2 separate regions of the Homo sapiens genome follow, and region 1 is linked to region 2. Evidence: chromatin loops called from intact Hi-C (ENCODE). Cell type or tissue: ascending aorta. All regions are shown on one strand. Each heading gives the region's core, and the rest is flanking DNA. Links, peaks and the distances in the headings are about the cores only. Region 1 has its middle 320 kb from the start of SLCO4C1. Region 2 overlaps LOC105379102 (a long non-coding RNA gene).

The links. Peaks named below come from ENCODE experiments on the same cell type or tissue, not always from the same donor. Only the 100,000 strongest peaks of a DNase experiment are listed, where the experiment ranks them.
Region 1: a loop joins it to region 2, with 4 times the contacts of the local background. A loop is called at or near these places in 3 of 110 quality-filtered maps.

Annotation. Positions count from the first base shown.
Region 1 is chr5:101,976,543-101,979,470 of GRCh38, forward strand. No RefSeq gene overlaps it. Among named protein-coding and RNA genes, the nearest start is that of SLCO4C1, 320 kb to the right of the region's middle. In ascending aorta, for the core only: a CTCF peak has its summit at 1,408 (motif pointing left); no DNase peak of the experiment used is centred there.
Region 2 is chr5:101,680,985-101,683,912 of GRCh38, forward strand. All of the region lies in intron 3 of LOC105379102 (a long non-coding RNA gene), which reads right to left. Among named protein-coding and RNA genes, the nearest start is that of SLCO4C1, 610 kb to the right of the region's middle. In ascending aorta, for the core only: no CTCF peak of the experiment used is centred there; no DNase peak of the experiment used is centred there.

The sequences.
Region 1 (2,928 bases), core at 173-2,672, 300 kb after region 2:
TCAATCTGTTTTTACAGAACTAATGAGAGACTAGCAGAGGTCAGTACCAAACTTCTTGTGGAGAAAGAGCAGACCAGATCTTTATTTACTAATCATACTACAAGGCCAGTCCTAGACTCACCTTGTGTTGGAAATCTTAATAATAGTTTAGGGCTCTACAGAAAACATATTCCAAGAGAAAACTTAATGATCCCTACCTCAGGCCCACAGACTTCAAATAACAGAATAAAGAACTACTTGTTGAAGATACAGCAAGAGTTGCAAGAAAGCACAACTAGAGAACTAAAAAAAGATGTGGCTGAATTTGAATCTGGATCCTATGTAGCTTCTCCTCTAGGGTCTACTGATGAGTCAGATTTAAATCAAGATCTAGTTTGGAAAGTATCATGAGAATATGTAGAGATTTTTAAAAAACTATATGATCTGAAAGATAATAACATTTTACTGGGCTTTTTTTTAAAAAAAATGTTCCTCTAAACCTTTATGGTTTTATTTTATTACCATAACTATTAAGGCCATGCCTCATTCCCAAGTACTTGGAGGGAGTACAAACATACAAATTTACAGAGCACATTTCCTACATGAGCACCTGAAACCCTCTTAGCTTAACAAACACACTCCAGGTCTGGGCATGTCTGAGTATTAGACAATATCAGATTCCTCACTTATTTCTCTTCTTTAGACTTTGCCTTCTCAAATATACATTATTAATTCCTATTAATAAATGAGATTTTTCTGACTACTGTGGCCTAAAGTACATTTCATGCAATTCCTATAACTCTAAAAGATAAAAAAAAAAATAAGTTAAATTATATTAGAATTGGATGGTGCCTTAAAGATCATTTAGTTTATTCAAACATTTCTAAGAACAGGGGAGATTAAATAAATTGCTTCATGTAACCCATTTAATTAGTGGCCCATCTAGATTATCTTCTAATTCATGAAATGATGCTCTCTTGAGCAAGCCATATTTACTAATAAGAGATCATATTTAGTACGAACAAGGTATTTCATGTTTTTGCTTTTTTTTCTTTTTATGACATAAAACTGATTTAAGAATCAGTTTGTAAACTGCTGCAGACCATGGCCAAAACTTCCCCTGTATTCCCCTCAGAAGTGACTGGCACACAGTGGTTACTCCAAAATGATATACACCACATTCTTTTTTCTCAATTTTTTTTAATAGCAACCCATATAGAAACCCACAGTATAAACCCATGTGCATTAACAGAAAAATAAATTAATTGGAAAAAGAATAAAAAGGAGGCAGAGACAGAAAAATGGGCACAAGGAAAAGCAACCAGACCAAGCTAAGCAGGTTGCCTTGGTAACACCAGTTTCAAGGGTTTTGTTCTTTTAAAAAGCCTCACATTTCTGACAGGATACCGAGCACCATCTAGTGGTGATATTTCAAATTCAAACAATCCACACTTTCAGGCTCAATTTCAAACAAAACTAAAATGTGGTACTTTTGTTTGTTGGTTTTTGTTGTTGTTTTAGTAAGATGCAACCCACCAGTTCTGAAATACACACATAGAGACTCAGTGACAGAGACAGAAATTGTTTTGTGTGCATGTGCAAAATGAAGACTTGGAAGATTTGTGATTATAATTTACTGAAGGGTCTTTTAGAAAATACTATTTATCACAAAAGACCAATCATATGAGATTTGCTTAAAACTTGAATAATATGTGCATAATATCTAAAATTACAAGTTTATTATGTCAAATATATAAAAGTATAAGTGTATGACACACTCAGAGCTCTATTCAAATAAAGTACCCATTTTGATTAATTTGCATTGATTATATTACAGAGCTAAACAGGGAGGGAGGGAGAGAAAGAAGAAAGACAGAGAAAGACCCCTTATTTTGGAGAAATTTGGTGCATTTGCAAGGGAGATGGAGGTTCAATTTTATAAATACTTTTCTCTTAATACCAACCATACTAAGCCTGCTTTGGGTATTAGCTACCCAAACATAGGTATAAATGAAAAACTATACTCAAAGTAAAACTTATTGTATTCCAAAGATATACTCACAACAAAAACTTAACCAAGATTATTCATTTTACACATTTCATTCAAGCATAATAATACCTTGTTTTTGAAGCTTATATAAGTTATGTATATTCCAATATTGTAAAACTCCCTTAAATCTCTTAAATCTTAAAACTCTCTAAAGCTTTGGGGTGAAGATTTTCAGATTTTATATTAAATTTTAATATTTTGATAATTTTTTTATATCACGTATGTAGGAGCCAGGTGGAGAAAGACTAAGAGCTGGAAGAAAAGAGGTATGCAAAGATGATTTATATAAACATCAAGATTTCAAATAAAGTAATAAGCTTTTGTCAATTTTCCAGGATATTTTCTCTCCTTGTAATGTTCATTTCACCATCCTTGTCCAAGAGAAGTCTTTTTCATCCCACAAGACTTAGAGTCACTTGCAAAAAAAAAAAAAAAAACTTCCAGCCGTCCATAATTTTTTCCATGTTCCCATTAGTGATTATGAATGCCTTTGTTTCTCAAGGATCCCCAATCCTATCTTCTGAGAAACTTTGGAAATTACTAGAGATTTGTATTGAGTTGGTCAGGATTAAGCCTAGATATTGGTATTTTTAAAATTTCTCCAGAGACCCCAAAGCTTGGACAAAATTGTAAATACCTGCTTTATATTACCCCTTTCACGTTACATTGCAATCATGAGTTTATGTGTTTGTCTGTGTCCACTTAATTGTAAACCTTTTCAGGGAAGAAGAATTATCTTATTTGGCATTTTTACCTTTAGCCCTTAAAGATTGTTGGTATATATTAGATACTCAGTAAATATGAATAGTATTAATATAATGTAACAATCCTGAGAGGACCTTAGGTTAATATAGGAGATAAATATTTTGGAATCCTGAACCCTGGGATTGAGACAGTCT
Region 2 (2,928 bases), core at 333-2,832:
TGATTCCAAAAGTCCCTCTAACTAACTAGATTCTAAGAAAATATAGCAATTTTTTTGTGAGGGGCATAATAAAGATGATAACAGGCTGCCCTTCCTTACTTTTGGTAGATGTCTATGGTACTTTAGGCTAACAAATAAAACAGTACCAACTTTATGGAAGACTTGGTTTAGGATCCGATTGGTTGTATAACACAGAGCTTTTGGATATTCATAAAACAAATCAATTCTACTGAAATATATTACTGAGGGTTATTAATGTTTGTGTTACTTCTGCTAGTGGGAATTATAGTTTGTTCAAATGTGCATATATATATATATACATGTATACCTATGCACACCCTTACACAACCTTTAAGCATTTTTCTCTTTCACCAGCAGAAATACAATTTCTGTTACTACAAGCAACATTTAACTACCACCACCCCATATCAATAATTTTTTAGTGTACAAAATACCAAAAGGCACAGAAAACTCAATTTCATTTTAAAAGCCCAAATATACACTCAGATGTGGAGTACAACCTTAGTATTGGCATAGGTAGCTGAAAATGCATCCAAATGACAACATAAAATATGTCAAGAGTTACCAAGTAGATCATCCCTTTGATTTATTTTACCCTCTAGGTATAAAACTATCAAGTTACTTGATGTAAAGCCCAGTGGCTACCAAAAACTATACATATATTCTTCCTCATTTAAAAAAAAATATATATATATATAAATATATATATTAGAGTAAGTAAAATGCGAAGACACAGTATGTAGCTTGGGTTTGAAGCCTCCAGTAAAACAACAGATCCATATGGACTGCTGGAGAGTTATACAGTGTTTTAGTGAAAAGACCTGGTGTGATAATTACCTCATTTTACAGATGAATAAACTAAGACCCCAGGTCATAATGTTATTAAATGGCAGAACTGGGCAAGAACTAAAATCTTCTAACTTTTACCCCAGTGTCTTCCTATGATCCTTCAACAATTACTTCCGCCCATAGAGATTACTTTTTTCTTTATTGCCATGAACTTATGAAATTACAGATTGTGGAATTATAACTCATTTTTCTTAGCTTCTTTAGTGAGTTAGATTAAAGTTAAAACCCCTGCAAAAGAGAAAAACAAGTGATTCTGAGCATTCAACAAGGAAACTATAAAAACCACATACCTTATAAACCTCCCCAGTCCCTAGCCATGCCTGCCCACATAATTCAGGCAGAGGCTGGCCTGCCATTCTGAAAGCTAGCACCAAGTGTGGCCTGGCAAGGAGGAGTAGAGCAATTTGGCTGCTCCCTGGCATTGCGACTGAGGCTTCTATTGGGACTATGCAGTTGTCACTGGGCTTTTCAGGGATTGAAGGCCTGTGGGGATCCCCATGGACTTGAGTGCTACCTCCCCGTCAACTCCAGGTGGTTCTCTGTATCAGTCCAGAGGTCCAGGGTTGGGGGGCGGGGGTGGCTGGGGCGAGGTGTTCTCCTCTTCCCAGGATTGCACAGGTTCCTGTGAGAGGTATGAATTTTCTGAGGGCTCTCACTTTCACACTCTTTCTCCATGTTAGAGAGCTTCTCCTGGTTCCGTAAAAGTCCTGGGTGAGTGGCTGCCCGGTTTTGCTCTTCTCTTTTCTTCATGTTGCCTCACTCCCTTGATGGGTCTCAATGTGCTTTCTTAGGTGGTCCACTTGCAGAGTTAGTGTTCACTCACCACTTTGTTTTCTCTCTGTGAGAGCAGAACACACAAGCTATTTCTAGCCCACCATGTTGAGCCCGAACCCTAATTTTATTAAAAAACTCAATGTTGTGGCTGGGCGCAGTGGCTCACGCCTGTAATCCCAGTACTTCAGCAGGCTGACACAGGAGGATCACGAGGTCAGGAGATCGAGACCATCCTGGCTAACACAATGAAACCCGTCTCTACTAAAAATACAAAAATGAAAAAAAAATTAGCAGGGCGTGGTGGTGGGCGCCTGTAGTCCCAGCTACTCCGGAGGCTGAGGCAGGAGAATGGAGTGAATCCGGGAGGTGGAGCTTGCAGTCAGCGGAGATCAAGCCACTGCACTCCAGCCTGGGTGACATAGTGAGACTCTCTCTCAAAAATAAATAAATAAATAAATAAATAAAATTCAGTGTTGTATTTAAGGAATTTTTTTTGGTTTTTGTTTGTTTGTTTTGTTTTGTTTTTGTTTTACCATTAAGAGGTTAACTTCACGAAAACAGGAAACATGTCTGATTCTTTGAACTATTGTTTTACCCATTCCTAGCATAGGGCTTGGTACATAACAGACACTGAATTAAAATAAAATAGTTAAGTAAGAGTAGAAAGAAAGGATATAAGGAAAAATAAAGAAAAGTAAGCAAGGAAGGAAGACAATGGAACTAAGGAAAAATAGAAGTGGCAGGAAGGTTAGTTCCTGCCTGCAAACTAAAGTCATGATGGTCTTGAGGATATTACATCATTGCACAGGCCAAGCTCCTGTCAAGTAGGCCCAAGGAGTCAAGGTTGTGCTGATGACTGCCTGTGCATGTCCCTTACTATGTGATCAATGATACCCAAGACTATTCATATTCTACTTATACCATTTGTGGGAACAGGATGGAAAGTTTTATGTAGATAATGTTAAGAAGTTTGTTGTTGTTGTTGTTAATTTTCTTCTGTCTAATCTGAGAACTCGTTACCCAGTAATCTCTCAGGAACCCAAACACTTTGATCATATCAACCTGCTGCTACTAGCATTGCTTATGTCACAAAGAAAACTAATGATCCCTTTATTCACCATACTGAATGATGTTCCTGAAATCAAGAGGTAAAATCTCATTGCTTTTTCCTTGAATATGGCCTACCCAAAACGTGACTTGTTTTTCATATAAAACATGGCAGAAGTGACTTTATAGGACATGTAGGGCTAAATTATAAGACGTTTCACAGCTTCTGCCTATGTC